Linked DNA regions of Homo sapiens: region 1 is linked to region 2. A link is a loop called in an ENCODE intact Hi-C map of the cell type or tissue named here. Cell type or tissue: dorsolateral prefrontal cortex. All regions are shown on one strand. Links, peaks and the distances in the headings refer to the core of each region. The heading gives the core; the rest is flanking DNA. Region 1 overlaps LINC02250 (long intergenic non-protein coding RNA 2250). Region 2 overlaps UBE3A (ubiquitin protein ligase E3A).

Region 1 (16,904 bases), core at 5,541-13,540, 58 kb before region 2:
CGTGCCACTAATTCGGCTAATTTATTTTTTATTTTTTTACTTTTTATGGAGACAGGGTCTTGCTGTGTTGCCCAGGATGGTCTTGAACTCCTGGGCTCAAGGGATCCTTTTGCCTTGGCCTCCCAAAATGCTGGGATTACAGGCATGAGCTATTGTGCCCTGCCTGTATTATTTCTTATAATTGCATATGAATCTGGAATTAGATCGATACAAATTTCAATTAAAAATAATTTGCTTCCTGACTTTTTAATGATCGCCATTCTAACTGGTGTGAAATGGTGTCTCATTGTGGTTTTGATTTGCATTTCTCTAATGACCAGTGGTGATGAGCTTTTTTTCATATGTTTGTTGGCCACATAAATGTCTTCTTTTGAGAAGTGTCTGTTCATATTCTTCACTCACTTTTTGATGGGGTTGATTTTTTCTTGTAAATTTGTTTAAGTTCCTTGTAGATTCTGGATATTAGCCCTTTGTCAGATGGATAGATTGCAAAACTTTTCTCCCATTCTGTAGGCTGCCTGTTCACTCGTGATAGTTTCTTTTGCTGTGCAGAAGCTCTTTAGTTTAATTAGATCCCATTTGTCAATTTTGGCTTTTGTTGCCATTGCTTTTGATGTTTTAGGCCAATGCCTATGTGCTGAATGGTATTGCCTAGGTTTTCTTCTAGGGTTTTCATGGTTTTAGGCCTTATGTTAAGTCTTTTTTTTTTTTTTTTTTTTTTTTTGAGACAGAGTTTCACTCTTGTTGCCCAGACTAGAGTGCAATGGTGCAATCTCGGCTCACTGCAACCTCTGCCTCCCAGATTCAAGCAATTCTCCTGCCTCAGCCTCTCGAGTAGCTGGGATTACAGGCATGTGCCACCATGCCCGGCTAGTTTTGTATATTTTGTAGAGACAGGGTTTCTCCATGTTGGTCAGGCTGGTCTCAAACTCCCAACCTCAGGTGATCCACTCACCTCGGCCTCCCAAATTGCTGGGATTACGGGTGTGAGCCACCCAGCCTGGCCACATTTAAGTCTTTAATCCATTTTGAGTTAATTTTTGTATAAGGTGTAAGGAAGGCTGAAGCTGGAAGCCATCATTCTCAGCAAACTAACACAGGAACAGAAAACCAAACACTGCATGTTCTCACTCGTAAGTGGGAGTTGAACAATGAGAACACATGGACACAGGGAGGGGAACATCACACACGAGGGCCTGTCGCGGGGGTGGGGGGCTAGGGGAGGGATAACATTAGGAGAAATACCTAATGTAGATGACGGGTTGATGGGTGCAGCAAACCACCATGGCACGTGTATACCTATGTAACAAACCTGCAGGTTCTGCACATGTATCCCAGAACTTAAAGTATAATAAAAAATAATAATAATTTGCATGTTCAGAGTTTTAAAACATGAGCACACACTCATCTACACGTACAGAGTGCAGCTTGCAATCTTCCTTCTTTATTGAAACAGTAATTTCCTTGGGGAGTTCATTGCTTCTCACATTGTCCCTGCCCTCTCCCCTCTGGAGTCTGTAAAATGTTTGGACAAAGAGAGGCACTGCAGAAAGCACACCTGGACGCGTGCCTCCGCCCCTGCTTTTGTCTTCAGCTCTGATTACCGCTGCTCAGGCTCTGAGTCGGCGTGAGCTGGCTCATTAGGAGCGTTAACACCACAGCCCTGACTAAGCCCAAATTTGGCAAGTCAAGAGAAAAAGCACAGAAAAAGGAAAGCCAAAACTGCAGGGAGGCAGGACTGAGGAAGAAGGATCTGAAGCCAATGCTGCACACGGCAACAGAGCTGCTCTCACGGGTCGTTTAGAGGCCACTGGCTCTTTCCCTGGCAGCAGGAAGCAGCAGAAGGAAGAACACTGCGCGTTCAGCCACATCTTTGTGATTAATTATAATCTTCCATCTTAACCCGCAGGCTGCAGGGGTTGTATGTGCCTTTCAGGACACACAAAAGGCACAGCTCTCCCCTGCTGCCACTTAAATTCTCCAGGAGACTAAACAGGTTAGGCCAGTGACTCGGTGTGTGTGTGTATATATATATAAAACACTGGTGCAAGATCATGTCATCATGAGGGGAGTACTGTTATTAATCACCTGTATACATTTGGTAGTTTATCAGTATTGACAGACATTAAGGGTATGGTTTAGTCAATCTGTACTCTATAATTAGGGCAGCAGCCTCTTCTCTGGGGTAGACATTGGTTTAAGACAAGGGAGACCTGAGCCTGGGTAAGGGAAACCACCGTCAGGAGTATGGGCTTCTCTGGGACTACCTGGGCAACCACTCCTGCTCACCCGCCAGCAAGCAGATATGGAGAGGAGCCTCACAGACCCTTGAAGTGGTGCATCTCCCTCTAAGGGAAGAGAGGTATTCACCTCAGTTCAGAGTCTGCTGTCCCTAAGATCTTCCCTGATCTGGCTTTTCCTCCCCTTTCGGCCATCAATTTCCCCTCTGCCCAGGCTGGACCCCATGGTCAGCACTGTAAACCACTAGACCCTCTGGGGGCCTTAGAATTGTTGCTTTCCAACCCAATTCTTTTCTGCATTTTCTTGCCCAAGGATTTCTGAAGAAAGTCACAAAGCTGTGTTATTTGGATTCCCAAAATTCATGCTAACTGTAATTTGGCCCTCAGAGTGACTGCACAGTGCTCAACTTTGTTCATCTTTTCTTGACTTTCCTGTGTATTGTCTAACGGGATGGTCCCTTCAAGCCCACAGGGACATTTCTGCCCCCTCCATTTTTATCAAATTACCATCCTCTCAGTTTTGTAAAATAGTCAAGAACAGCCAAGGAAAGCTCTCTCCACTTTCTCTTCTTTCCATCTTATCTCATGCCTTCTTATCTTCCCCTTTCTCCTCTCTTGCCACTTTCCTTTGCAGTCCAACCTGCACTTGGTGGGTCATCCGCTGTCGCCCAGCATTATCAGCCTCTCCCTTTCTCCCACATTTCCCTTTCCATCTACCACCCTATCCCCCATTCCCCATACAGATCCTGTATGGCCTCTGCCTCCCCACCCCCTGACTCCCTAGCCCTTGGTGGACAATTTTCACCTCCATTGCTCTACTGAGCAACTCACCCCAGCATCTCTCAGCACCAGGTCAGTCAAAGCCATTTTCTGGCTTAGCTGCCTTTCCTTTTACCGCACTTGTCACTGTGCCCATCTGCTTCGAGGAACTCTCTCTGGCCTTGTTTCTTGGGCACTTGCCTGGCTTGCAAACTTTACTGATGATTTCAGCTCTATTTCCTCTATGATTTTATTTCTTCCTGCAGACTAATTCATGAGATCTCTGGAAGCTTCTAATCTCACTAATTTCTCCTTTTCTGTTTGAATGTTCTTAGCAAACTCATCCACTCACAGGACTTCAGGGACCACTTTGGGCCTGGCTCCTGAGTCCCCATCTCAGACTCTGGCCCCTGCTTCTGCTCTGGTCTTTTATTTGGGGGTGTTGCCAGTCATCATCATGTGGAAATCCAAGTCCTTAGTGCCCATGTCTGAACTCACCATCTTTCACCCAAACCTGCTCTTCTCTGTGAATCCCGTTTACATGCCCATTATCAAACCCGAGAGCTTCAGCACACCCTTCCCTGTGTGTCCTCAGAGTCTACCCTAGGTCTTCATCAGTCCCACCCTGGCATCTGGGACAAGGCCTGATACAGATTAGTAGATGCTCAGTACATTTATGAACAGCCTCTTTGTCCTTCCCCTCCTCATTTGACCAGCTACTAAGTCCTAGCACTAAGAGCTATTCACTACCAATAATTCACATGAACTGTATGAAGGACCCAGATAAGTTGGCAGTGATAATGGAAATTGCAAGGAGTAGCAAAGACGTACTCAAGAGCTGACCTGTGTGAACCTGAAGCCCCTGTTTCTGCTCAGCATCACAGGGGCTTGATGTGTGTAAAGCACATCCCAGGAAGCACATAGGAAACCAACTGTATTATAGTGATTTTTCTTATTTATTTTGTATCCATCTCTACTAAACTAATGCTGGACAAGGGACTCTCATGGGTTTTCTAGCCTTGCCATTTAGCAATAGTGGTCATTTACTTTCTTTCTTTGCCATAATTATATTTCTTATTTATATTTCATTTCTATTACATTCTAAGACATTCTTAAATAATAAAACAACCAAATGTCCAGACTCTCATTCAGAGTGTCTCATGTGCTGAGAAAGCTTCTTGAAGGGACTAGGAACTTGTTGCAGTTTCCATTGTGGGGTTGTGCATGTTTTTTAGACACCTGCGCAGGCACCAGCTTTAGTGGGGAAAAAAAAAAAAAAAAAGGCTTTGTAAGGGCTGTATTCAAAATGCCAGTTAACGCCCATCACCATTTAACAGCAGTTAGGAACACTAACAGTGTACCCTGCATACATTATTACCCAGTTAGATATTTTTATTGCTAGCAGATTCATGTCCCTAAAGAAGGAAAGGAAATGAGGCTTAGATGGGAACACGACAGGCACTGTGCTCAGGAACCAGGCTGTGTGTACAGGGATGCTGAGAGGCAAAGCTCCTGAAACCTTCTTTCCTAAGGGGGATCTGAATACCTCAATGCTACACAGGAAGTGGAGGATGTAGTTCTCTCTGTATTTCATTCACTCTGCAAAGACAAAAAAAAAAACAAAAAGTCTCTAGCAATTTATTGAAATTATCCTGTAATCACAAGGTTAACATCAGCAGTACCATTTTTCTGTACAAAGGAAGAAACTAGGCTTTTAGTTTTATTTTCAGTGAAATCATTAAAACACAACATTCCCCAAGGCCTTTCTACCAGTGGGATCAGCCACAGTGATGTGAAGTGCCGGGTGTCTGGCTTTGTTTGTCAGAGAACTGAGAACACTCAGGGCAAATATTAAGTCACAGATTTTCTGCAGAGTCATCGCTTGCCATGGTCTCTCACCCAGGCAGCTCTGCATTCAGGTGGAGAAGGTGGAAATTAGGGAGTCATTAGTTGGCCTCCATCAAAACAGCATCATTGGTTCACTATGTCTCCAAGTAAAGCATCTACCATGTTTCAGGAACTGGGTTTGGTACAGTGATGAACTACACGAGTAAGGCCACTAGCCTTTCAAAACTCAGAATCTAGTGAGGGGAAGTATCAATAAATTTGTTAAAACATATATAAATTAGGAAATGCACTCTGAAGGAAAATAACAGGAGCTATAAGAGAGAGAATGATAGCTGCTTTAAATCACATTCACAGGCAAGGCCTCTTTCTGATATGGATGCTGTCACACCAAGAACATGACATAGTCCCTTGTGAGGAGGAAGCCTGCGGTGGGGGGCATAAGCTCCAGACAGCTGCAGTGCAAAGGCCTGAGGCAGAAAAGGGCTCTGCACATCAGGAAGCTATACGGAAGCCGGGACCCTAAGGCAGCAGACAGCAAGGAACAGGACAGGGCTGCACGTGACCAGGGGGCAGGAACGGGGCTCTGCAGGCTTTGTTGGAGGGTCTGGATTGGAGCTGACTGGTGAGTTTTGTTTGTTTGGAGGATAATAAGAGTAAATGTGGAGTACTGGGGACAAACACTGGACTGCAGAGAACTGAGGAGAAAGGTGGGGAAACAGGCAACAAGCATGGGGTTTGTTTCTTCGGGAGAAGTCAACTATAAAGGAATGCAGAGAAGAGGTGTTGAGAGAGGATTCTGTTTTCAGTGGGGAAGTGAGCATACTTACAGAGTAGGGAATGACTCAATAAAAATAAATGAATATGGAGAGGATGGTTACTCTCCATGGAGCAGGGAGTATTTCTCAAGGAAGGCCCACCAAATCCTATGGGAAGTTCTCCTGGGGGGGCTAAAGACAAAAATCCCTGGGCAACACCCAGCATCAGAACACAAAGGGGGAAAGGCCCAGAAATTCTCATTTTTCACAACGTCCTTAGTGTAAAAGCTTGGTGCCACCATGGTAGTCTGAGTAGGCCAGCTTCCAACAGGGGAAGGACACTCAATCCTTTGAGACTGGAAGACAATGAGGGCAGATGTAGTACAAGAAATGGCAGATCTGTCAGTGTAGGTGAGAGCAGAGAAAAGCTCACCCCAGAGGGCAAAGAGCCCACTCTCCCAGGCCTGCAGGAACACCAAAAAACACCCCTCTGCTTCTTAGCACTTTCTAACAGTTATGCTGAACGCCAGACAAACCTGATTCTCCTGGGCCCTTCTAAGTGTGTTAATTTGAGTGATGGCTGACCATCCTCTCAAGTGGGTTACAGTAGCCCTTCCCCCTAGGTCAGCGGCACCTGAAATGGATGCCAGAAAGACTGGAACAGAAGAAAACTGAAACTTGGCAGGTGCATGGACTCAGGATTTCTCTCTTCCTCTGTCTGGGCCCTGCTTGGGATACACACAACAGACTCTTGGCTACAGACTGATTCAGATTTAACCAACTGGTGAAGAGCCTATTGATATGGGCTTAGGATTGGTTACGATTTTCTTAGGACTTGGACAGGCTTGAGTGAAAATTAATGTTCTTAGTTTCAGAAGCTGAAAGGAGCTATGGAAAGTGAGAATTAATAGTTTCCCATTATTTTTTAAACACTTCCTCCTAGTTTTTGCATATCATTAATGATTTTCTGTTGAATAACAAAATATGGAAAAATTAACATCTGACTTTCGTGCTGTCGTGATACATTGTATTTATTATTTCAATTTTTCAGAAACATTTTATAAAGAACCAAAACCAAAATAATTTTATCATAACCCTTTTTCTTGATGAGCTTATGATAAAGCACTCCTTTTCCTAGTTTTTCTTCCCAACACTAAAAATTAGCATTTAAAAATAGTCAGAGAAGGCCGGGCACAGTGACTCACGCCTATAATCCCAGCATTTTGGGAGGCCGAGGCGGGTGGATCACCTGAGATCAGGAGTTCCAGACTAGCCCAGCCAACATGGTGAAACCCTGTCTCTACTAAAAATGCAAAAATTAGCTGGGCCTGCTGGTGGGCACCTGTAATCCCAGCTACTCGGAAGGCTGAGGTAGGAGAATCGCATGAATCCAGGAGGTGGAGGCTGCAGTGAACCAAGATCATGCCATTGCACTCCAGCCTGGGGGACAAGAGCGAAACTCCACCTCAAGAAAAAAAAAAAAAGATCAGAGAATGAATAAATACTTCAAAATGAAGAGTAGCTTGTTTTCCTGCTACCTCAAATTTATGGTGTAAAATACATGCACTTAGGATTTATCTTGCAACGAATTTTGCCAGTGTTTAAGGAATTACTCCCTAGTGCCAAGAGTTCATGGCCTGGCTCACCATACAAACTTATGTCAGTCATGTAGGAAACACTGAACAGCCAATACAAATGCATCTTATCACAGCACCTTGATTACAGGTGACAGAGTGATTGCAAGCATTCTGAGTCCAACACAGTTGGGTTTGAACATTTTTTTACCGTTACAATTGTGCTCCTGGAAACTACAAGCCTTATGAAATGGAGAGATGAACAATGTAATTGGGGAATTCAGAGTAAGTTGTTTTTTTTTTTTTGTTTGTTTGTTTTTTGAGATGGGGTTTCACTCTTGTTGCCCAGGTGGGAGTGAGACAGTTTTTAGGCTCACTGCAACCTCCGCCTTCTGGGTTCAAGCAATTCTCCTGCCTCAGCCTTCTGAGTAGCTGGGATTACAGGCATGTGCCACCACGCCCAGCTAATTTTTGTATTTTTAGTAGAGACAGGGTTTCACCATGTTGGTCAGGCTGGTCTTGAACTCCTAACCTCAGGTGATCCACCTGTTTTGGCCTCCCAAAGTGCTGGGATTACAGGCATGAGCCACCGTGCCCAGCCCCCAATAAGTTTTAAAAGCCACAGATAACAGGCATGTATTTGAAAGAAAATGTAAGTTTATTTCTCAGGACAAGTGTTATTCCTCAGCACAATCATTTACAAATATTTTCCAAGGTGCAATTTTGTAATCATAGAGGCACATTGAATTGTTTTCTAAAGTCTCACTTCTCCACAGAGAAGAAACAATATCAATTCACGTGTTTTGCTGATACATGTACTATTTGATATAAAAGAACACATTTTTAACTGAGTACTTCCACTTAAAATCATTTATCATTGGAAGTTCGGGTGAAAATGTATTTCTTTTTTTGGTAAAATAAGACAAAAATTACATGGATCTAGAGCTGCCTACAGTAGTCACTAGCCACATGCAGCTATTTAAATTTAAATTACTTAAAATAAAGATCAAATTAAAAATTCAGTTCCTCAGTCTCACTCCCCACATTTTAAGTGCCCAACAGCAGTGTGTGGTGAGTGCTGCCACATTAGACAACACAGACACAGCTTCCACCCTCTCAGACAGCTCTACTGGACAATGCTGCTCTAGACACAGTGGATGTGGTCTCGTGGCTTCACCCAGGTCTGTTACCTGGAACACGTGAATTGGATCACGTTGTATAGCCTCTATCCAGTGGTCCTCAATCCTGAATGCACAATAGAGCCACCTAGGGAGATTTTAAAGGGCAGATTCTTAGGACCCACCCCTAGGGAATCTGACTTAAATTGGTCTGGAATATGGTTCAGGCATATGCATCTCTTAAAGCTCACAGATAATTCTAATATACTGCTCTAGACTTATGCAAAATTTGTGTATAGTGAAATCAAGTTCAGTAGAATATTCAGAGCAGCTGTAAGGAGGAAGGATCATCAAAAGTTTATACCAAAATTGAGAATAAAACTACTAGACAGAAAATCATCAAAGACATAAAAGAACCAAACAACACAGGACCTATTAGAACCTAATAGATGCCTAAGTACATTCCAATCAGTAATGGCAGAATACTCTCTTTTTTTTTCAAGCACACCTATGAAACATTCACCAAGTGCCTCCCGTTAGACTTGCAAATACTCCATGATCCAAGGACTTCTCAGGGCTCTTAAATGACCAGCTGTGCATTACAACAGTCTAAGGGGGCATCGGGTGCTACCTATCACACAGTCCTCTGTCAACAGCACTCTGTATCCCTGGAGCAATCCAAGAGAACACTCTGGGGGAACACTGCAGATCCTTCCAGAGGCCCCAGAACAGTCCTGTTACAGCACCAAGGCTGTCCTCATACCCCAGTATGGGGGCGACAGCCTCTGAGGAAGTGACAGGGTGGTGTTAGGCCCACGAGAAGCTACTTTCATTGATTAAATGGTAAATCACTTTTTAAACAGCAGCTATATTTCTTCTACATATCATAACAATAAACACTGAAATGGGATAGATAGGTTTTTAAAAATGTACCCACTTTATTCCTTTCCTCATTCCAGAAATAGTGTAATGGCAAATTTACACTCTTCAAGTCTGTCTGAAAATAGCACTCTCTCAGTAAAAGTGAACTTTGTCAGAAAGGGGTCCTTATGCTGATTTTGAAATTGACATTAGCATCTGTCCTGAAGGAAGTGGAAGAGAAACCTCATAAGTCCGTGGCCATATGAGAAGAACGCAGGACCCCTCAGAGCGCTCATCAAATCTGTGGGTATCACGTTAACTTTTGGTGGGTCCAGATTTAAGTTGGGTTTCACCAGTCACATTTGGAAGTTTTTATTCATAAGATCCAATGTTTAAGTCAATCAATTTTCACTTCACTTTTTGCAGGAGCTACAGCAGATGACTGTGGTCGTGTCTTTCACAGGGAGGTGTGGCTCCCTAACGCTCATGGCCATAAAAGTCCCATGGGGGCCGGTAGGTGTATGTCAGTCAGCACATCTGCCACCTTCCTTCATAGGGACCCTAGCAGTCTCCAGCTGCTTTGTATACTCTGGTGCTTATCAGAACCATAAAACCAACCAAAAACTGTGCCAAGCTTTGGGCTGCATTCCAATGGTTGCAGAAGTTCTTACTTGCTTATAAATGCATCTTCTTTCCGTTTCCTAGCAACATAACCTCACACTGAGCCTCCATCAGCCTGTGATCACAAAATGAGGCCACCCTTCTTGGTTTGAAATCAAGCCATCCCTTACCCAGGTCTTCAGCTTCAGCTTCCACCATCCAGACAAACCTATCACATACCTACCTACCCAAAAGAAGCCCCACTCCTCTCACCCCACCCCTGCCCATTATGTGACAACACCAGCCATGCCCAGCCTGCAGTCTTAGGATCCTCCTGGGTGCTCGGTGCTGTCAGAGGTGAGGACAGTGGGCTGCTCCTACTTAATGCCACCTTCAGTCTCATGACCCCCATACAATTCTGCTCTAGAGTCATCTAGTCTTTCTTTGATAGTTTTGTCAACTTCTGACCTCTCTTCTCTACCAAGTCTTCCATAAAAAGTAGCTCTGTTCATTTCCCGTCTCCTTCTAACTGTGGAAACTCAAATCCAGTCTCTGCCCCCCTGACTCAACAAAAACTAACCCCAGTGACAGAATAAAAACTCTTCTGCATAGCAACAGATGCAAACACACACTCAGGGTTCAATGGCATGGGGGCATGTTAGAGAAACATGAGGATTATTTTCCTTCACAACTTCTGGGCTCCAATTCAGCCAGATAAAATCATCCTTTTATAAAAAAACAACAACATTATTTTATTATAAAAATAGTTTCTGTTCATTCTAGAAGAAAGTCTAAAGAAGGAACTACACATTACTTGGCTTCCACTTCCCAGAGATGAATACAATTTATGCTTTTGCGTTTCTTTCATATATGGACAAAACTAGACTCACACTATGTTTCTGGCCATTTCACCTTGAGCATTTTCGTGCTGGTCTTCATCACTTTAAAAATTTTTCTCCCATTAAGAGGGTAAAATGTGCCCATACTTGCATTGAGCAGCTTATGCCATCTTTATTGGAGAGCTAGGATTGGGAAAGTGGTTGCTCTCGTATTGTATCTCATGAAAACTCAGCAAGCCCCTGGCACAGAGAACATGCTCAATAGATATTAGCTATTGTATTAGCCTGTTTTCACACTGCTGATAGAGACATACCTGAGACTGGATAATTTATAAAGAAAAAGAGGTTTAATGGACTCACAGTTCCACCTGGCTAGGGAGGCCTCACAATCATGGCAGAAGGTGAAAGGCACATCTTACATGGCAGCAGGCAAGAGAGAAAAATGAGAACCAAGTAAAAGGGGTTTCCCCTCATGAAACCATTAGCTTTCATGAGACTTATTCACTACCATGAGAACAGTATGGGGGAAACCACTCCCATGATTAAATTATCTCCCACCAGGTCCCTCCCACAACACATGGGAATTATGGGAGCTACAATTCAAGATGAGATTTGTGTGGGGACACAGCCAAACCATATCAGCTACTATTATTTAGCCAATAAATTGACCTTTAGATCTATGAGACAGTTTAAAGAGTAGTTAAACCTTAGTATTTGGGGAATATCCATGAAAATCTCTGTCCCAGCACTAGTTAGTTATCATCTCATTTTTTTTAACCCTCTGAGTAGCCTTCTCCCACCATATAAATGAGACCTCTCAAGATCATCACCTGCTTCTCTCCAGGCCGGCCAGGTGTGGGTTCCTTGGATGCTCAGCCAGGGCTCATTGTGCTTATCTGGCTTGTTTTCTGTCCTAAAGTTTCTTTTGATGACAATGATACTACCTCAAATGAGGATGGGTACGGTTTGTATAACAGAGGCTACCTAGGCTCACAGGCTTTGATAAATACCAAGGTTAGCCAATGGAATGAGGAGCCAATCTTAGAATAAACCTATGCTCTCTACCTCAGAGGATGTCTAAATGGGCTAAGTCATACATCTGAAAGTCTTGTTCACATTTGAAATCAGATTCACTCTCGAGCACACAGATCCTTCACAAGCTGCCTTCCTGATTAACTTCTCCAGTTTCATCACTTGGTAGTAGCCCACCTCCAGCCAATACCCTCTCATATCTCCACGCCTTTTCATATGCTGTTCCATCTGCCTGGAGTCTCCCTGCCCACCCACTTCCCCCGATCCCACCCCCAACAACCACTCCTGCTTTGGAACTGGCCTCCAATTCTCGCTGCCCCAGGAAGCCTCCCTACACTCTCTTGCTCCCCTAACTTCTGTCTCCTCTTTGCTCTCCCTGTGCACAGGCTACTTTCACAGCATGCAGGATTTTTATTGTATTTGAGCACATTTTTCTGTAGACTGCCTGTTTCTGAAAGATGAGAATAGTTCTTTTAAATTTTGTATTCCCAGCACCTAAAAGAGTGTCTAGTACATAGAAAAGGACCAAAACTTGTTGAATATGTGAATAGGCACACACAGTATTTTCTCTATATAGGTGGAATAGATCTTGAAGAATTGTGGCATGTATTACTTTTATAATCTGAAAACAAAATTTTAATAAAAATGTCCAATGTAACCATTTAAAATGTTTATTTTTATTTTAAATAAAATGACTATAATCTATAAACTATAATTATTTGTGACATATGCAGAGTTCATCCCTAAGTTGGATGATTGCCTTAAGTCTTATGGCATTTTTTGCACTTAGGGTTCAAAAATCTATTTTTCTAGAAACAAGCATATAAAAAATAGCATAACTAACCATCACCACATGGCAATCCAAGCACATCCCCACATAAATCTACCCTTTCTAACCTCAAATTTTCCCAATAGTCCTCACTGAAGACAAAGAAGTTTGTTCCGAAGCCTTTTTTATTTTCTGGAAGCACGCCTTTCCGACTTCCCGTTCTGCCCACTATCACCTGTTCAAGTCACATCCTGCACAGTTCTTTTCAGAAATATAAGAAGGTGTATGTTGGTGAAGTTTTTGTGTACTCAGGTAGACATTAAACTTAGCTAACTGTTCTCTTTGAGATTCTGAAAAAAGATTATTTAATTAAATCAATACCTTCTTCAAACATGCTCTAATAGACACTTCTGCTGACTCAAGGACAAAGACCAGGATGACTTTCAAATGGATTCTAGTGAAAGAGAACCCCAATGGCTCTGTTCTACAGAGGCTGACATTGACAGGTGTGACTTTTTATGGTGAGGTTCTCAGGCAGGACTGACTCTGCCAAGCCTGTTACTAGAATGTCCCTCTTGAGGCAATGATGCATTCCAGAGCAACCTTATGGCCTAGGCTGGTTCTCTTCTCTGGATCTATCAGTTCCAAGCATTATTTGACATAGTCGTTGATTTAGACAACAACATATACTCTGTGCTGACCCTGACCTTTGCAAGTCATGGGACACTATATCATTCAATCAACAGAAAACTGAAGAATGGTTTTCTGTTTCTTGCAGCTCCATTACAGATTTTAGTATGGTGTTCTTAATACATCTCTAACCTCTTCACCTCTTATTTTAAAATTCTTTGGCTGGGTGCAGTGGCTCACACCTGTAATCCCTAGCACTTTGGGAGGCCGAAGCGCATGGATCACGAGGTCAGGAGATCGAGACCATCCTGGCTAACACGGTGAAACCCCATCTCTACTAAAAATACAAACAAATTAGCCAGGCATGGTGGTGGGCACCTGTAGTCCCAGCTACTCGGGAGGCTGAGGTGGGAGAATGGCGTGAACCCAGGAGGTGGAGCTTGCAGTGAGCCGAGATCGCACCACTGTACTCCAGCCTGGGTGACAGAGCAAGACTCCATATCCAAAAAAAAATATTCTTCAGTGGCCCTGTTTGCTGTTGTTTCTTCTCCAACAGGAAAAAGTATAATCCACCAATAAAAGACACCATGGCCAGGCCAGAAGTAACAGCTCAGAGAATGTGCCCACAGACACACCCTTCCTGTAGGCTGGTCCTGTCTTCTCCACATTGGGTCTAATGGAATTATTTGGGGATTATTTGTAAGGGTGGAAGGGACATTAGACACCCCGCATTCTCTCCTGCTCTCTGTGTCAGTTGTTGGCAGTGTTCCTTGGCAGAAGATCAAGGAAATGTGTCATGTTCTTAGCTAGCTGGTTGATGTCAGGATTTATTCCCTGGGCACTGCTTTCAGTAACATGCCAAATGCAATGACCTCACTTACTATTCCCTAAAATATATGCTGGGGATTCAGATTTGATTATACACAATGGTCAAATCCAATTCAAGTGAAACTCCACATAATACAAAACATCCCTGAGACTTAGCTGTCAATCTAAACTTTCTCAAGTAATATTTGATACAATAGAATTTGAGCACAAAAAAAATAATTTGGACAATCCTTTGAGCTTTATGGGTGTTTTCAAGGCCTTTTCCATTGGCACTACCCTCAAATTTTACATTATAAAAATGACATGCTTGATTTCTTTTTTCTTCCTATTGGGGTATTTAGGATTGGATACAACATTTAGACCATATTATACTTGCCTTCTGGCACTAACACTCTAATCATTTTCTTCCTCCCAATTCTCCATCGGGAAACATGTCCACACACATGCCAGGGGCCACCTGCACAGCACTCCTCTCCTGCCTGAGCTCACGATCTTATCACAGATGCTCCCACCTCCCTCAGGCAGTCCGAAAATAATAATTCACAGTTCATAATCACACAAGCTCACTGGCTACCATTTCCACGAGGCTGCGCAAACACAGAGCCGGAGGAAACACAGAGCCTGAGGACGTGATCTGTGTGCTGGCCGGCCAGGGCCCGCCAAGATGGCGGCCTCATGCTCTCAAAACTTTTGACATGATCTCTGACTCTCTCCTTTTTGTCCAGCTGTCCCGTCAGTCACCCATACTGGCAGTTCTGTCAAAATGCTCTCTGCATTTCTTCTCTCCAACTGCATAGCTCCTTACCTGATTCAGAACCACTTCGCTTTGCTCCAGTAACATTCCCCAAATGGCTGACTCCAGGCTCTCCTTTGAACCTGCAATGAGTGCTTCTGCTTTCCTCATACCCCTGCTTTATCAAAAGTCAGGGCTTCTTTTTTTTTTCTTTCTCCAGACAGAGTCTCACTCTGTCGGCAGGCTGGAAAGCAGTGGCGCGATCTCTGCTCACTGCAACCTCCCCCTTCTGGGTTCAAGCAATTCTCCCGCCTCAGCCTCCCGAACAGCTGGGACTACAGGCACGCGCCACCACGCCCAGCTAATTTTTGTATTTTTATTAGAGACAGGGTTTCACTGTGTTGGCCAGGATGGTCTCTATCTCTTGACCTCAGGTGATACGCTTGCGTCGGCCTCTCAAAGTGCTGGGATTACAGGCGTGAGCCACCGCCCCCGGCCAAGTCAGGGCTTCTTAATTCCACTGTTTAACTGTATATTCCTCTGCTTAGACCAAGCCCACCCCAATCTGATCCAATGACTGAACCTTATATCTTTCCTGCTTTGCAGGATGCACCTCTGTTCCATCAGCCCAGCCACCTCACCACTGATCAGCCATCATTTCACTTTGTACTTAGTATCTGATGTGGACTGCATAGCTCATACGTGTATGAAACTCTCCATTCAGCTCTGGGAACTGTGCCTCTGAGAAAAAGAGTCCTCAGTGACCACTCAGCAGTTTCTCCTTAAGTCAGCCTTGCTGCTCATCTAAGTCTCATCTTTCATTCCTGCCCTGTCCTCTGCTGAGCTCTTCCCTGCTTTCAATACTAAGGCTCTGCTTTTCACTTCAATTTGGATAGCTGTATCCTTCTCCAGCCTTCCCCTAGCATTTTGGTTTCATGTTTTTCCCATGCTAGTCCCACTTCTAGCCCTTCAAGTGTTTGGAGAGCTGTCATTTGAGGCAACCAGCAAGGCAGGGCCAAGTCGTGCTCCCTGGCGGCTCCCTGAGCCATAAGTCTCTGTCCTCAGCGTGTGGACAGCACCCTTGCATCACCTGCCCAGCTCCTTGAGCTTCTCTGTCCTCTAAATCCTGACCATGCCCTGTTCTGGCACTTGCAGGGGCTACCCCCTTTACCTAGGATGAGTTGTCCTTTCTTCATCCATATCCCAATTGCAACTACACTTCAATGACAAGTCAGATCTTCTCCCAAGTGCCTACCTTCCTACAATCTGTACTCAAGCTCCCAAAGAGGGCCTTCTCCTCAAAACTGTGGCACCTGTAGTCTGTACAGACTTATTTAACACTTCGCTTATTTATTCTAAAAGGCAGTATTTGTTATGCACGTACTTGACATGAGTCACTGTGTAAGGCACCAAGGGGAAAAAAAAGGCCAATACCATCCTCCACCATGAAAAAGTATCATCCTCTGGGAGAGAATGTGGTCCAGGATAACAGATGAATAACCAGCTAAGGGAAGTTTGCCTCAGGTCAGCCTTCCTGAGCTGAGCCTGCATCTGCACCAAAAGAAGAACTTGGGCCAGCAGAGTCCGCTCCACATGCCACACCACTGCCATAACCACTGTGCTAAAAACTTTCTCAAAACTCCATCCGGGCACTCCAAAGTCTAACTTCTTTATTTTTAAGGCCTTTTTCTGTTGGCCCCAGCCTATGCTCCAGCCTCATGCCCACACTTTGCCCTCACACATCCTGCATCTCTGACCCGCAGAACCCAAGCACTCCCCAGATACACCCAGCACTGTGTGATTCTGGATCTTGCACATGCTTTGCATACAGCAGAATTTCTGGATCATCCTTCAAGATCTAAATTAAATATCCCTTTCTTGTGAAAACTCCCCAAATACTCCTGCAGAACTATTTACTCCTTACCGTCCCAAAATGACCTTTATCCACTCTCAGTCAAGTAACTACTACCACTTACCTATGAACATATTCCTCTACCATTGAACTATGAGCTCTTTGGGGACCAAGCATATGTGCTTATGTGTGGCGCCTACCACAGTTCCTTATCACAGTAGATGCTGCTTAATGGGCTAGGCCTCGCCAGAGAGGAATTGGACCTGGAAATTTTATATGCCAACTCTACTTGTGGCCAGTGCTTCCAGTATCCCTAGAGCTGTTCAGTGAAAAACATGGTCTCATTTTGAAATAAGCATGGGAACAGCACTTAATTACAGTTCTGAACTTGGAGAACTGTAATACATGAAAACATGTTAAAAGCTCTACAAAGTCACATCTTAAGAAAACTACCTATATATAACTA
Region 2 (16,904 bases), core at 5,137-13,136:
GCTTTCATGGCACTTAAATCCTAAAAAGAGATCATAAAGATAGGTAAAATATATGTTACATAGTGCTAAGGAGAAGAAACAAATAAGGGAAGTGTTTGCAGGTGAAAAGGATGATGGGAAATTTTAGATAGGGTAGGTAGAGAAAACTTCACTGAAATGGTAACTTGGGTGAAGAACTGAGGGAGATGAGAGAGCTAGCCATGTGGATATTTGGGGGAAGAGCATTTCAGGCAGAGTGTAGTGAATAGGGAAACCCCAAAGTGAGAGTGCCTGATGTGTTTGAAGAACTCGAGGTGTGGCCAGTGTAGCTTTAGAAAAGTAATTGATGGGAAATAGAGAGAATGGAGGGTACAGATATTTTGATCATAATAAGGTGTTTGATTTTTACCTATAAGTGAGATGGGAAGCTATTGGAAGTCTTTGAGCAGAGTAGTGAAAAAGTATGACTTATGTTTAGCAAGGTCACTCTGGTTGCTGTGTTAATCATAGACTGAAAAAGGGGACAAGGGCAGAAACAGACCAATTGGTAGACCATTAGTACAGATTAAGACGTGACTGAAATGGACAGAGTGGTCACAGTGAGGGTGGTGAGAAGTGGTTGAATTCTTGATATATGTTGAAATAGAGTCCATAGGATTTGGTAGTAGACCAGATGAAAGTGGGAAATAAAGGGAGGAGTAAAACATGATGCCAAAGTTTTTTGACCAGAGCAGCTGAGAGAATGGAGTTGGATAATTCTTATAAATTATTGCATTAAATCTGTGCATCATATCACATGCCCACTTAACTACAGGTAATTTTACCATATAAGCTTGTGGGGGGAAAAGAGGAAAAACAGAAAAAAGGATGGAAAAGCATGTTTTAAAATATAATAAATTAGGCCTTAATGAAAAATTGTCCTTGAGAAACCTGAGATGGAATACTCTAAATCTGATGTGTTCTCTCAATCTTTAGAACTGAACTAGGAATTAACTCTGAGAGTTCATGATGTTATGAGACCCTTTGCCTGTTTTGGAAATTCGGTTGTTTTCAATATTTGCTTTTGCAATGATGGTACCTGTTATTTTTTCTGTAAGGTAGATTCCTACAAATAAGATGTCAGGCCATTAGATCATGTCAATCTAAATATTTGATAGGTTTTGCCAATTACCTTTTAAAAAATAATTTTAGCAAGTTTCATTCCTTAAAATATATTAGGGACTGCTCATTTACCTTGTTTTGATTCATGTATATATAAAATCTGTTTAAGTCTTTATAAATAACCTGGGAAATTGCCTGGTTTTTTGGTCCATTTCTATTGTGGTGTTTGTTTTTTAAATTTGTAAGCATTCTTTATATATCATTTAATTCTTTATTATAATTTGCAAATATTATCTCTACCTACCTTTAATTTTATAGTATCTAGTCATGTGAAATTTTAAAGTTTTTATGTAGGCAAATCTGTCCATCTTTTATGGTTTCTGGGTTTCAGCATGCTAACAAAGTTGATATAAATATGATCTCATATATATATTACAAAAACTTTTTAGAGATAGGATCTCACTCTGTCACCCGGGCTGGAGCAACCATAGCTCCCTGCAACCTCAAACTCCTGGGCTCAAGTGATCCTCCTGCCTCAGCTTCCCAAGTAGCTAAGATTATAGACATGTGCCACTATAGCTAGTTGGTTTTTTTTTGGTTGGTTGGTTTTTTTTTTTTTTTTTGGTAGAGAACGTATCTCAGTGTGTTGCCCAGACTGGTCTCAAACTTCTGGCCTCAAGCTATCCTCCCACCTCAGCCTCCCAAAGTGCTGGGATTACAGGCATGAGCTACTATACCTGGCCAATCTCTTGTATTTTCTTCTGATACTTTTGTGATTTTACTTTATAGACTTTAATTTAGAAAGTTAGATATGAGCATTCAGCATATTTTTGGATATGGTATGATATGGTTTAGATCTGGATTGCATTTGTCATGGTTTGGGAATTATATCTACCTTTTATTTTCTTCCACTTGGGTAGCTGATTGTCTTGTAAGGCATCCTTTCCCCACTGATAATGCCACCTTTTTCTATATTAAGTTCTCACAAACTTTGAAAAAAATCAAGTTTATTGATGTATAATTGATACACAATGAAATGCACCCATTTTAACTATATAGTTTTATTGATTTTGATAAATATATACACTATCACTGCTACTACAATCAAGCTTTAGAACAATTGAATTACCTCCAAAAAGTTCCTTCCTGTCTGTAGTCATTTCTCCCTCTTGGCCCCAGGCAACCACTGATCTGTTTATTAGTTTTCCTACTCTAGAATTGCATATCCATGGAATCAAGTAACATGTACTCTTCCATGCCTGGTTTCTTTCACTTGGCATGTTTTTGAGATTCATCCAATTTGTGTTTGTCACAGATTTTTGTTTGTTTCGTTTTTTTAAATACAATATGACTATACCACAGTTCATTCATTTTCTGGTGAACATTTAAATTGTTTTCAGTTTTAGGCTGTTGCGAATAAAGGTACTGTTTTGTGTGCATGTTTTTGTGTGAACATATGTTTTCATTTTTCTAGGGTAAATACCTTAAATTGGAATTACTGGGTCACATGGTAAGTTTATGTTTAAATGTATAAGGAACTGCCAAACTATTTTCCAGATGATTATACTACTTTACATTCCCATCATCAGTGTATGAGAGTTCCAGTTCTCCAAATGTCAGCATTTGATGTTCTCAGTCTTTAATTGCACACGTTCTGAGAGGTGTGTAGTGGTATCCCATTGCAGTGTTTTTTTTTAAGTGGTACTAAAATACACAACATCAAATATACCATTTTAACTATTTTTAAGTGTACAGTTCAGTGACATAAAGTACATTCACATTATTCTGCAGCCATCACCACTATCCATCTCTGAAACTTTTTCATCTTCTCAGTCTGAAACCCTATCCATTAAACAGTAACTCTTCATTGCCTACTCTCCCTATCTGCTGGTAATCACTGTTCTACTTCATATGTGAATTTGACTCTTCCAGGTACTTCATATAAGTGGAATCATACGATTTTTGTCCTTTTGTGTCTGGCACATTTCATTTAATAATAATAATGTCCTTGCGTTAGGCCATTCTTGCGTTGCCTTAAATGAATATCTGAGACTGGGTAATTTAAAAAGAAAAGAAGTTTATTTGGCCCCTGGTGCTGCAGGCTGTACAAGCATGGCGCCACCATCTGCTCAGCTTCTGGGGAGCCCTCATGGTGAGTTTACTCATGGTGGAAGGCAAAGGGGGAGCAGGCGTGTCATATGGCGAGAGCAGGAGCAAGAGAGAGGGTGGGGAAGTGGCACACCCTTTTTAAACGACCACATCTGCGAACTCACTCTGTATCCCAAGGAGAGCACCAAGCTATGAGGGATTGCTCCCATGACCCAGTTACCTCCCACCAGGCCCCACCCCCAACATTGGGGATTATATTTTAACATGAGATTTGGGCAGGACAAATATTCAAACCGTATCAGTCATCAAAGTTCATTCATGTTGTAGCATGTATCCAAATTTGATTCTTTAAGGTTGAGTAATATTTCATTGTGTGCATATATCACTTTTTGTTTTATTTATTTATTTGTCAGTGGACATTTGGACTCTTTGTAACTTTTAACTATGTGAATGATGCTGCTATGAACATTGGTATATAAGTATCTGTTTGAGTCCCTTCTTTTAATTCTTTTGGTTATGTACTTAGGAGTGGAATTGCTGGGTCATGTGGTAATTGTATGTTTAATTTTTTTAGAGACTGCCATACTGTTTTCCACAGTGACTGCACCATTTTACATTCCCACCAGCAGTGAATAAGGGTTCCAATTTCTCTGCATCTTTTCTAACACTTGGTAATTTCTGTTTTTTATTTAAAATAATTGCCATTCTAATGGGTGTAAAAAGTCATTATGGTCTTAATTTACATTTTCTTCATGACTGCTGTTGAGAAGTTTTCTTTTGTGTGTCTGTTCAAATATTTTCACATTCTTTTCAGAACATATGTTCTTTGTCAGATAGATAAATGTATTTCTTCTGTATCCTTACTGATTTTCTGTCCACTTACTAATTACCGAGAGAGGAATGTTGAAATCTTCAACTATAATTTTGAGTTTATCTTCCTTCTGCTCTGTTCATTTTTTCTTCATATGCTTTGAAGCAAAGTCTTTAAAGTTGTGTCCTTAGGTGTGTTCACATTTAGGACTGTTAGATCTCCTTGATTAATTGATGTCTTTATCATTATGAAATGTCTCTGTTTATCGCTGGTAATGTTCCTTATCTAAAGTCTACTTTGATATTAGTGTATCCATTCCTTTCTTATGATTAATTTTTGCACATTATATCATTTTGCTGTGTTTTTATTTTCAGCTTATTGGTCATTTAATGTCTTTCTTTTAGATAGCATATAGTTGCATCTTGCTTTCAGATTGACTTTTTACGATCGTTGCTTTTTGATTAAGTCCATTTACATTTATTGCAGTTGGCAATATAATTGTGTTTAAGACACTATTTGTTTTCTATTTGTCTAATCTTTTCTTCCTTTTCTGCCTTCTTTTCGGTTAATGGAGCATTTTTGGAATTTTGTATTGTCTCCATTATTAGCTTGTCCCTCTGTTTTTTTTCCCCCCAGTGATACTTCTAGGATTTACAATATGCACCTTTAACTTACCTCAATCTACCTTCAAAAATATTATTCCTCTTAATGTATAATGTAAGAATTTTGGAATAGTATACATCCATTTACTCTCCCTCATTCTTTTTGGTATTATGATCTTAACATTTTACTTCTATATGTGTTATAGATTCCACAGCAGCGTTTGAAACTATTTCTTTCAAAGGCCAGTTGTCTTACGAAGAAACTTAAAAACTAAGAATAACATTCCTTTATATTTACCTTCATATTTACCATTTTTATTTATTTTTCTTTGTGGAGATTCCTTTTTGTAGATCCAAGTTTGTTGCTGGTGTTATTTTCCTTTTACTTGAAAAAATTTCTTAAACATTTCTAAAGTATAGGTCTACTGGCTACAAAATCTTTCAGCTTTTGTTTGTATGGAAATGTCTTTATTTCACTCTTCATTTTATCGTACAATTTTTCAAACCACACAGACTTTAAAATAATTGTAGAATATAATTTCACAACATTTTGTTCTATTTGTTATTGTCTTCTATCTTGTCCATCTATCCATCCTGTCTTCTTCTAGTGTCTTTTTTTATGCTTTTCAAAGTAAGTTGCAGTTGTTAGTATACCACACCCTTAACTTGAGCATGTATGTTAACTAAAACTTAGTAGTTTAGTATTTTTAACTAGAATTTACTATGCTGTTCCAGTTATTTATTGCTGTGTAATACATTGCCCCAAACTTAGTGCCTTAAATATCAGCAACTATTTATTTTGCTCATGAATCTCTCATTTGGTCAGGGATTGGCAAGGAGAGCTTGTCTTTGACAATACATTGTAACAACTGTTTACATAGCATTACATTGTATTTGGTATTATAAGTAATCTAGAGATGGTTTAACATATTTGAAGATGCATGTAGGTTATATGCAAATACCATGCCATTTTATATAAGGGATTCGAAGCATCCTTGGATTTTGGGATCCATGGGAGTCCTGGAACCAGTCCTCTGTAGATAGTTGAGGTATGACTGTAGTCTTTGGATTGAAAGACTCACTAATTTCACTCAGATTCAAGGAGAAGGGCCATAGACTCCACCACCTGATGAAAAAATGACAGTGTTACATTGTTAAGAGCATGTGGAATGGCTTCTATTGTGACCATCTTTGGAAAATACAGTTGACCACATATACCATTTCATGAGCTGTGACAAATGTATACACCTTTGCCAGAAAGTTCTATCAGGGTATAGAACCTACACCTCTTCCTAGTTATTCCTTCCCCCCACACCACCCCTAGAACCTAACATTGTTCAGATTGTTTTCATCTTAGTTTAGCTTGCGCAGAACTTTATGTAAGTAGAGTCATACAATACTTATATGTTGTAAAAAGTTTCTTTTTGCTCAACATAATGTTTTTGAGATTCATCCATATTGTTGAATGTTTCGGTGGTTTGTGACTTCATCTGTTAAGGGACACCTGGGCTGTTTTCAGTTCCAGGCTGTTTTCAGTTCCCAGCTATTATAAAAAGGTACAATGAACATTTGTGTAAAAAAAGAAGTCTCTGTGTGGACATATATGTTTCTTTTTTCTTGGTTAGTTGATGTGTTTTTCTTTCAGCATTTGTTTTTGATGAGAAGTCTGGTTATACAGTCATGTGCCGCATGCTGACATTTCAGTCAACGAGATCATAGTTGACAATAGTCATTTAAGATTATACCACCATATTTTCACTGTACCTTTTCTAGGTTTAGATGTATAAATACTTACACTTTGTTACAGTTGCTTACAGTATTCATTCAGTATAGTAACATGCTGTACAGCTTTATAACCTAGGAGCACCCGGGCTATACCATGTATCCTAGTTCTGTAGTAAGCTATACCATCTAATCTAGATTTGTGTAAGTACGTTCTATGATATTTGCACAATGATTACCATGCTGAGAGTTGTTGGGGTTTTGTTTTTTTTTTCTTTTTGAATCTGTACATTTATGGTTTTCCTTAAATTTGGAAGATTGTTGCCATTGTTTCTTCTATATATATATTTTTTACCACCTTTACTCCTCTTTCATCATTTCCTCTTTTTCTGGGACTCCAGTTACACATATGTTAGACTGTTTGGTATTATCCACAGGTCATTAACATCATATTCATTATTTTTCAGTCTTTTTATTTCCCTGTGCTTCAGTTTGCTTTGTCTTCTATTTTACTGTTTTTTCTCCTCCCTTGTTAAATAATTTCAGATATTTCGCTTTATATTTCAAGAAATTCCATTTGATTCATTTTATTCATGTATTTTTTTGAATTCTTGAGCATATTTGTAATAGCTGTTTGAAAATCAGGTTACTTATTGATTTCTTGAATTTTTTCACTCTGAATTTGTTGGTTGGTTTTTTCTCTTGGTCATGGGTTGTATTTTCCTAGTATTTATTTTATTTTATTTTTTGTTTTTTACATATTTAATGATTTTTTAAGATTGGATGCTGGACATTGTAATATTTTGTTGTTGGGTGTCTAGATTTTGTTTTCTTTTAGAGTGTTTTGTTTTGTAGCCACCTAAATAACTTGCTGGTCAGTTTTATCCCTTCAGGGCTACATTGGAGTTTGTCTAGAGAAGGCTTTGCTTTAATGGTAGTAGCTCCTACCTAAGGCATGATCCTTCTGAGTCTTTACTAAATGCTCCCAGTGTCACCGTGTTCTCTTCACTCAGGTTAGAGAGAATTTTAGGAGTCTCCCAGTCCTTTATAAGTACTGGGAATATTTCAGCTTACTGCCCCTCTTTCACTAGCTTCATGGAGTCACTTACCTTAATCGTGTACAGTTAGTACTCAGCAGTGGACTCTCAAATGGCAGATTTCTGAAGCCATTTCTCTGCCTTCTCAGACAAGCACTTGTCTGGCACTTGTCATCAATTTTACCCACTTCAGCTTTCTCAGCTCTGATCTCTTGATTCTGAACTCAGTAAAACTGCTGTCTTCTCACTGGATTTCCCCTCCATTGACTGCAGGTTGGAAATTACCTCCAGGCAGACATCCAAGCAGTGGATGGCTCACCTCCTTTGTTTTTGTCCTTTCATGCATTATAGTCCTCTGCTGCCTGTTATCCAAGGTCTGAAAATTCTCGTTTGAGAAGGAGCAACTGTCAGATACTTTCGGATCTTTCTCTGAAATTAGCTTTCTGTTGTGCTTGTTGTGCTTACCTCTTTGTCTAATGCTAATACCATATGAGGTTTTTTTTTTTTTTTTTAGAATGTTTTAAGCTATACACTTCTAAGTGTATAGCTTGTTGCACTTTCACACACTGAGCACCCGTTTAGCTAGCATTCAGATCAAAAAACAGCAGCAGCTCCTGCGTAGCCCCTTGTGCTCTGTGTCACTACCCCTTTTCTTCCATGTGTAACCACTGTCCTGACTTCTCATAGCATAGATTAGATTTGCCTGTTTTCATCCTTTAACTAGAATCAAGCACATTTAGTTGTGTCTGACTTCTTTTAATGTATTTGTGAGATTTATTCACATTGTTGGTTGTAGTAATTGTTTATGATAGTCGCTGTATATTCCATTTTAAGAATGGAAGTGATATTCCATTTTAAGAATATGCCATAGTTTAATCTGCTGTTACGGACATTTAATCATTTTTGGTTTGGAACTGTTAAGAATATTGCTGCTGCTCTAAACATTTCAGTGATTGTCTTCTTGTGAATATGTTTACTTCTGTTTGGTATACTTAAGAGTGAAATTTTTAAGTCATAAGGTATGCATATATTTAGTGTATACTCAGTTTTTTAAAGGCATGCCGATTTTAATTATTCCATTTAAGTTAATATGTTTTAATATCTGGTAGAGAAAGGAACATTATTAGAAACAATTGTTTTGGTTATTCTTACATATTTAGTCTTTGAAAAAACGTTTCTTAAATTGGCATTTACTTATATTTGTGTTAATTTGGGAAGAAATGGTATCTTTGTTCATCTATGAGTCACATTTGGAACTAGCTCAAAGGCCATGGGTCCTGATTCCTTTTTTTTTTTTTTTTTTTTCTTGTAGAGGGGAGGTATGGTGTCAAGAAAACATAGTCACCATTATTACGAAAAGTAAAATATGGAAGAGATGATCCCTACCATCAATCAGCTTACAACTAGAGGCACTGACAAATGTATACAGATAGCTGTAATGTAAGGTATAACATAATAAATATAAGGAGAAATTAATAAATTATTTTATGGTATTAAGAATGTATAATAAGACATGAAGGAGATGGTGATTATGTATAAGAGTTTAGATAACCCTGTGAGATACAGTGTTTAGAATGAGGCCAGTTTTTAACATGGCATGATAGGTGGGTGGGGGATAGAGGTTAGTAATGGATAGAGGACCATTTCCGAGTGAAGTCTCCTCAGAAGCAAAAGCATTGAAGTCAGAAACACAAATATCCAGTACATTATAGCCAATAGTCAAATGATGGGACTAGATCTGGTAACTGGTGATGATGTCATATAGTGGGCAGTAGTGCTGGGATGGCTGGGGTCAGGGCCACATGGCAGGGGCCTCAAATAAAATGTGAAGGAGTTAGAAATTTATTCTGTTGGCATGAGAAAGTGTTAAAGCTTTTGAATATAGAATGATATGTGTAACTTTGAGTTTTTAGGAAGATAATTCTAGTGGCAAAGTTGAGGATAAAGGCAAAAGGGAAACCAGATGAAATAATGGGGCACTGTAGTAGGACAGTGTTGGTAAGTTTGAGGAAAAAAGGAGTAAGAGATATTTTTAAGGAAATTCATAGGGTTTGAGTATAAATTAGAAGGCAAGTACAAGGGAATAAGCGTGGTCTTTAGAATCAGACAAATTAGGGTTTGAATCTTAACCTTGCATTTACTAAAGGACTGAAAGCTAGTTCCCTAAGAGAAAAATTTTCTCTTTTGTAAGATGCTTATTCTATAAACATTTGCAAGCACTGGAAGTATAAAAGCAAATGATACACATGTTCTCTTGAAGTCTGGTCTAGTCTGTAAGAAGAGGCTGCACTGGCAGGTTTTGACCAAATTGTGTAGAATCTCATCTGACGTGATTGGGAGCTTTGGCTTTATTCTGGAAGCAACTAAAAGCAATCAAAAAAGACTGGGGAATAATGTGAGAATGTAGAAATGTAGGGGAATTTCTAAGGATGAATTGGTAGCAATTGGTAAACAATTTGATATACTGGGAAAGAGAGAGACTCTTTAGAATATGACTGAGAATCTTCCAATTTGAGCAGCTGGACTGATAGTGCTACCATCATTACCTCACAGGGTTTTTCTTAGTGTGTCTTGTAAATCTTGCTTGTCCCTCATAAAGAATGGTTTTCCTTTTCTTCAGACTAAGGACTTTTTATTACAGTACACAACTTAACACCCCCTGTATCTCTCCATCACAACACTTAACTGTGCATTGTTATTGCATAATTAATTGTGGTTTTTATTTGTGCCCATTTCCTTCACCACATGAGGGCAAGAAATTATGTCTAGTTTTTCTACCTCTGCATCTTCATCCACCTAGTAGGCACTCAAAATCTAGTAGACAGTTTTTGAATTAATGATTATGAAGAATTTGAAGGCTGAACAAGTATCAACCTACACAGTGGTTAGGGCAAATAAAAATGAGGGGGAGAAAGTAATGAATGGCACCAATTTTTTTAGTCCTTAACCAGGACAGTGAGATTAGGCAGAGTGAGTTCTTTGGGAAAATAATTGAGTTTGATATTAGATACGTTGAATGTAGATGTTAATGAGACATCCAAATGGATGTGTACCGTTGGTAATATGTAGTTGCAGGCATACCATGCCAGACATAAGGACTTAAAGATACAGAGTTAGGGGTTTGTAAGCATAGAGGTGCTATGGGAATGGATGACATTGCGCAGAAAATTGGTTTAGGTTAAGAAAAGTGGCTATTGACAGAAACTTGGAGAGAGGCCATGTATGAGGTAGGAAGATGAACTAGCAGAAGACCTTATTGCCTTTAGAGAGATGGAAGAAAATGAGTGGATACAACATTAGGGAAGCCAGAGGAGGTGAGGAGTCATTAGCAGTCTTAAAAGCTACAAAAATTAAGTAGGATTAAGGGGCCAAAGCACTGGGAATATACAGAAATGATGGAAACTTTACAAGAAAAATTTCAGTAGATAGAAAAATAGCAGCTGAGCTAGTGGTTTTCACGTCTTTTTGGCAGTAAAAGGAAAGAAGATAAAGAAATGGTACTCTGAGGAGCTAATGGAGTTGAGGGAATTATGTTGCAAGTATTATTTGAAAGCAGTATTTAAAACTTTTTAAGTCTTAACTGCAGAATGGACTGGAATAAGGAGAAACTAAAGCAGGAGGACTTAGGAAAATTGTTGTAGTAGTCCTTTAATTGTGAAATGTGTAAACGGACAAAACTTAGACAGTTTTAATAAGTAGCATTATCCATAAATATAAGACACCATAAACATGATGCAAAGGAGAACAGAAGTGTTGGGTGTTATAATAAAAAGTGATAGAAAAAAACAGTTTGTGAAATTAAGTTTTGAAACAGCTTTAGAAGGAGGTGAAGGAAAAATAGAAATGAATAAAATGAAAATTTTAGGGAGGTAGATATAGATCAACATAGGCATTTATTATTAGACTATACTTATTTATAAGATTATTAGACTGAGCCCTCTGTTGAAGAGATAAAGTAAGAGAACTATGTCTGGTATTAGGATTCTTATGGTTAAATTGGCAAGTGAGTGTGCCTAATATTTGTAGTGCTTACAGTTTTTGTTATTCTGTATTTTTATAGATTTGGTATATTTCCTCCATGATTATGTGTTCCTAACTCATAATTTGGAAGGCAGGGCTTCTTAAAATGAGATCTGTGTGTCATGTGAAGTATATGTTAAAATGCAAATTCATTTCTGCGTTCTTGGGTTGGTCTGAAAAAAATTAAAAAAAAAATTCATTTACCCCTACTTCATGCACTGAATGAAAATCTTTGCGAGTAGAGCCCAAGTAGTTGCATTTTTAGATTTCCCCAGGTAATTCTATTATAGACTGAAGTTTGAAAGTCAGTCTCTAAAACCTTAAAAGTTGGTTAATTTTATTTCAAAATGTTTTATATGCAGTGTATTCACTTTCTACCATCAACCTCTAGGACACTGGATAGGTTTCTTAACCTTTGAGATTTGCTTTCTTTATATGTAATGCAGTACATGAAAGGACTTTATTTTTGTTCCATTGAGGAATGTTCTGATTGTATACAAACAAGTTAAGAATTTACAGTGATAATTTAGGGGCTTGCTTTAAGCTTCAGGATTTTTTTTTAAGAGTTAAGTTTTGATATATATTAAGTGGTTGATTTAATAAATTATAATTATCGTCGTATATTGAAGTCCTGTTTTGTGCCAGGTAGGCATTATACTATAACTTTTTAACGCATTTTCTCTGCTACAATAACCTGACATTGGAGACTCAAGGGTCAGAGGGTCGGCCCAAGGCTGCTACTCTAGAAAGTGGTAGATGCCCAGATTTGTACCTAACATAGCCGATGCTTAGCATATAGAATTTAATTAAAAACAAAATTGCTATAGGTATTTGAAAGGATTAGAGGGATATAGTCAAATAGTTTTCATATGTGTTTAGCCCTTTTGGAGGGAGGATAGAGTAAATAAATAGAAGGCACTAAGCTTTATGGATGAATATGGGAAATATGGCTTTGCCTGCTGAAAGCACTCAGGCCACAGGGCCTGCCTACCTATGCTTTCCTCATCCCGGCAACAGCAGTAATTTGTTTCTTGATACGTTTTTGGATGTTCATAATTATAGAAAATAAATTTGCCTTTATGATGAAATTTAGTACCTTTTTTTTTGAAAGTTCATCCAGTTGTTTATGTAAAAAGAATTGAGTGAGGTGTTTTATATTTTAGGTTAAAAATCTGTAAGAGCCTGATTTTAGAATTCACCAGCTCCTCAGAAGTTTGGCGAAATATGGTATGTTTTTGTTTTATTTTTTGGAATTCGTATTGCATGTGTATCTTAATGTCATAATAATGACAGATGTGTTCAGCAAATTTGGGCCCCTGCCATTTTTAAAGCATTGTGTCAGGTGCTCACTAACTACACTTCCAAGACTGTATGAGGGACCCAGGTAGGGTGCTGAAAAAATTTACAAGAGATTAGTGTGCTATGAGAGGTAAAATAATATGCATAAAAAGATTGAGAGGGCAGGTTTGGATTTTGGGCTATGAGTATTAATAATAGCTTTCATTTGTTGTTGTTGTTGCTGCTGCTGCTGCTGCTGTTGTTTTTGAGACAGAGTCTTGCTCTGTTGCCCAGGCTGGAGTGCAGTGGCACCTTCTTGACTCACTGCAACGTCCATCTCCCAGGTTCAAGTGATTCTCATGCCTTGGCCTCCCAGGTAGCTGGGATTACAGGCGTGTGCCACCACACCTGGCTAAGTTTTGTATTTTTAGTAGAGACGGGGTTTCACCGTGTTGGCCAGGCTAGTCTCGAACTCCTGGCCTCAAGTGATCCACCCGCCTTGGCCTCCCAAAGTGCTGGGATTACAGGCGTTAGCCACCACGCCCAGCCATTTGTGAGCACATTATGTCAGGCACTGTTCTGAGATACTTAGATGTTAGCTTGTTTATCCATGACAGCTCTATGGAATAGGTACTATTATCCTAGTTCTACCTATAAGGAAACTGAGACTCGGAGAGGTTAAGTAACTTGCCCAAGATTTCTCAGCTAGTGAATGACCAAACAGAGACATAAGTCCAGCCTGGCCTTGGAGCCTTTTGAGCACCGGATCTCATAAAAGAGGGGACTGGAAGAGAGGACTTGACTCTAGTTTTCAAAATACATATAGCTCTTTAATTACATTGAGGTCAATTAGTCAATTAAAAGATATTTTAACTTTATTATTTTTGTGTTTACAAGATGGAAAGTTAGACTTGTTTGAATCTTCTAATTCCACATACCATTAGTCTCTTGAGAACCCAAGGGGAAGCTGTATCATGACCACATTGTTTATTTTAGGGAAGGTGGTGTTTCCCATATGACCTCAGCAATGTCTAAGTTCTTATTAGGCAATGTATAGTTAGGATAGGAGTATCTGGGAGATTGCGTTATTTCTTACAGATACTATAAATCCCATTTATTGGAATCCCCTGCAATTATTTTTATATATTCAGGCCAATCCTCACCTAATCTGGATTTTGAAGCCCTGCGTTCATAGCTGCATAGGTATGGGCTCAAACATTCATGTTTTAACCGTTGGTATTCGCAGATACCTTGCTGTTTTATATTGGGTTCTGAATCCACACTGGTAACCACCTTTTACGCTTGACTATTGTTGCTTTGAGGATGTTAATTATGAAAGGTTTCTTCCTCCTAATTTCCTCATCTTTCCGTAGTTGATGCCTCAGATTTGGCCTGGATAGGGGAATCGTGAGGGGAAAGAACTAGTTGCACAAAATGATCTTTTGATACTGGGATATTTCAGATGTATGGTATCTTTGCCAGAACTACAGTGTCAGTAAAGAGGCCTGCTAAATTTGAACTGTGACAATCAGAAAAGTTCAGCTAAGGCCATGTAAGGGGTTAAAAAGATATTTGGTTGAGGGAGGAGGATATGCTTTCATCTTTTGCCATACTTTTTCATGAAATTAAATCTTAGTAGATTTATGGCCAAGAAAGAGTAGAATATATTTTTATGCAGTACTTAAGGGGTTTTGACTGATGTTTTTTATTATTATTATACTTTAAGTTTTAGGGTACATGTGCACAATGTGCAGGTTAGTTACATATGTATACATGTGCCATGCTGGTGTGCTGCACCCATTAACTCGTCATTTAGCATTAGGTATATTTCCTAATGCTATCCCTCCCCTTCCCCCCACCCCACAACAGTCCCCAGAGTGTGATGTTCCCCTTCCTGTGTCCATGTGTTCTCATTGTTCAGTTCCCACCTGTGAGTGAGAACATGCGGTGACTGATGTTAAATGACTTTACGTACATACAGAATTAGTGGGACTAGACTTTGTGTTTATGTGTGTGTGTTTATGTGTATGTATATAACTATTCCATTAAGCAGTTGCCCTCCTTGGTGACTGATTGCTCTATCAGCTTAGGAATCTTTTGACTGAATTTGTCCGTATTTGAAAGATCTCAATCTGTGTTCTGAATCTTTACTCATTTACATATACTTAAATCTTGAAACCCAGTATAGCAAAACTAAGCCAAAACAAACAAAAAAATCCATCCCTTGATAGGAAGTCAGTATATCTGGGTTTTAGTCAGTCCTTCAACACTAGTTCCAAAATCTTGGGCAAGTCAGTTAATCACTCGGAGGCTGCTTAATTTTTTTTTTTTTTAATTCTTAGTATATTATCTGTCTTGATTAGGTAAAGCCAAAGTTGTTATAAGACTCAAGGTACTATTGACCAAAATGCTTCAGAAACTATAACATTACATAAAAGTACAAGGAATTATTACATTTTCTCAAATGAAGAGATCATTTAAGAAAAACAAAATGCTGGAAAATAGTCCTTAAAAACTTTTCTATAATAATTACTCTTCTGATGAATTTTACATTGACACCTAATTTGAAGCTTTGAATATTATTTTTTGAACAATGAATTGGGTTTATATATTAAAGTGTTCTAACCAAAGGTTTGTTTAATTTATTAGAGTTATTAAGCCTACGCTCAGATCAAGGTAGCAGCTAGACTGGTGTGACAACCTGTTTTTAATCAGTGACTCAAAGCTGTGATCACCCTGATGTCACCGAATGGCCACAGCTTGTAAAAGGTAATTTTGAATTATTTTACAGCCTTTAAAAGGCTGTCATTGTAAAGTGAAATACATACTGTAAAAATGAAGACAATGTATAGTTGGCAGGAATACTGCTAAGAATAGTGGGCCTGAGAGTTGACCTACTTCATTTAATCTCCTTAAAATATTTTAGTGTCTTTTTTTCTCATTAAAAATATCAGTAGCCACTATCAAAGACCTATCTGTATGTATAAACAGGAAAGTATTTCTCAAAAAAACTTCAAGGTTTTAAACATTTTACTATAAACATTATAGAAAACATTAAAAATTTCTTAATATGCATTTTAAAGTATGCCTTTTATGTGGTGAACGTTTTAACTAAACATTTCTCTAGAAGTTTTTATAACATTAATAAAACTAGTATACTTTTCTCTCCTAGAGAGTTACAGTGGAGGTAAAAGGAGTGGCTTGCAGGATGGAGAAGCTGCACCAGTGTTATTGGAAGTGAGCCACCATTTGAATTTGCTAGCTCATGCTGCAGTATTCAGATTAGTGGGTGTTTTGTGATCATATTTTCTGCGATTCAAATCAAGACCTAAAATTGATTCTCATTCTGAGATTTACATTTTATTATCCAATGTTATTTGGTTATTGTTTCAGTTTTAAAATTTCTGACTTGTTATTCTGACACACTTTAGGATAACCTAAGTCAATAGTTTAATACAAAAATTTCCCTTTGGTTATATGTTTTGAATTAGGTTATATGTTCTGCATTTACAAGCACATACAGGATTCTTACTTCCAGCAACTTGGCAGTAAAAGAATAAGTAGACTCTTTAGGAGCCAAAGTCAAGCTTGGGAACTGTTGCTAGGTGGTATATATTTCATAGTTTATGTTTGTTTCCAAGACAAGGTCTCACTCCATCGCCCAGGCTGGAGTGCAGTGGCACGATCACAGTTCACTGCAACTTTGACCTTCTGGGCTCAAGTGACCCTCCCACCTCAGCCTCCCAAGTTGCTGGGACTAAAGGCACCCACCACCACACCCGGCTAAGAGACGAGGTTTCATCATGTTGCCCAGGTTGACCTTGAACTCCTGAGCTCAAGTGGTCCTTATGTCTTGACCTCCCAAAGTGCTGAGATTACAGACATGAACTACCACACCTGGCATATGTCATAGTTTTGAGAGTTTGAATTCTAACCTCGGGACTTTGGTAACTTATTTATAATATTCTAGAAATATACTGTTATTAGGATGAGTAGAAATTCATTCAGACAGAAACTATTATAAATTACTGCAAGAAAAATGTCTGCTAGTTCTGCATATATTCATTTTTCTCTTGATTAAAAAACAATTTCCAATTTGAGTAGAACAACTTTGCTATGTTTAATAGACCCAGGACAGATTTATTTTAAGGTAATAATCTTTCAATCCTTCTTCTTCTATACTGGATTGGTTTAAATTACTTAGCTTGTCTTATCAATGGTTTTTAATAGCCTACTTTAATATAT

The links. Hi-C counts contacts between places; a loop is a spot of excess contacts. Peaks named below come from ENCODE experiments on the same cell type or tissue, not always from the same donor. Only the 100,000 strongest peaks of a DNase experiment are listed, where the experiment ranks them.
Region 1: a loop joins it to region 2, with 4 times the contacts of the local background. A loop is called at or near these places in 4 of 110 quality-filtered maps.

The regions. Positions count from the first base shown.
Region 1 is chr15:25,466,462-25,483,365 of GRCh38, reverse strand. All of the region lies in intron 4 of LINC02250 (long intergenic non-protein coding RNA 2250), which reads left to right. Among named protein-coding and RNA genes, the nearest start is that of UBE3A, 36 kb to the right of the region's middle. RefSeq lists a silencer at 1,490-1,784 and an enhancer at 1,780-2,319. In dorsolateral prefrontal cortex, for the core only: no CTCF peak of the experiment used is centred there; a DNase peak (open chromatin) is centred at 9,763; H3K27ac peaks cover 420 bases.
Region 2 is chr15:25,407,612-25,424,515 of GRCh38, reverse strand. UBE3A (ubiquitin protein ligase E3A) reads left to right here. Exons shown (of 13, transcript NM_130839.5): 2 at 12,545-12,608; 3 at 15,309-15,428. The coding sequence starts at 15,409. SNHG14 (small nucleolar RNA host gene 14) reads right to left here. Exons shown (of 148, transcript NR_146177.1): 148 at 5,054-5,728. Among named protein-coding and RNA genes, the nearest start is that of UBE3A, 23 kb to the left of the region's middle. In dorsolateral prefrontal cortex, for the core only: no CTCF peak of the experiment used is centred there; no DNase peak of the experiment used is centred there.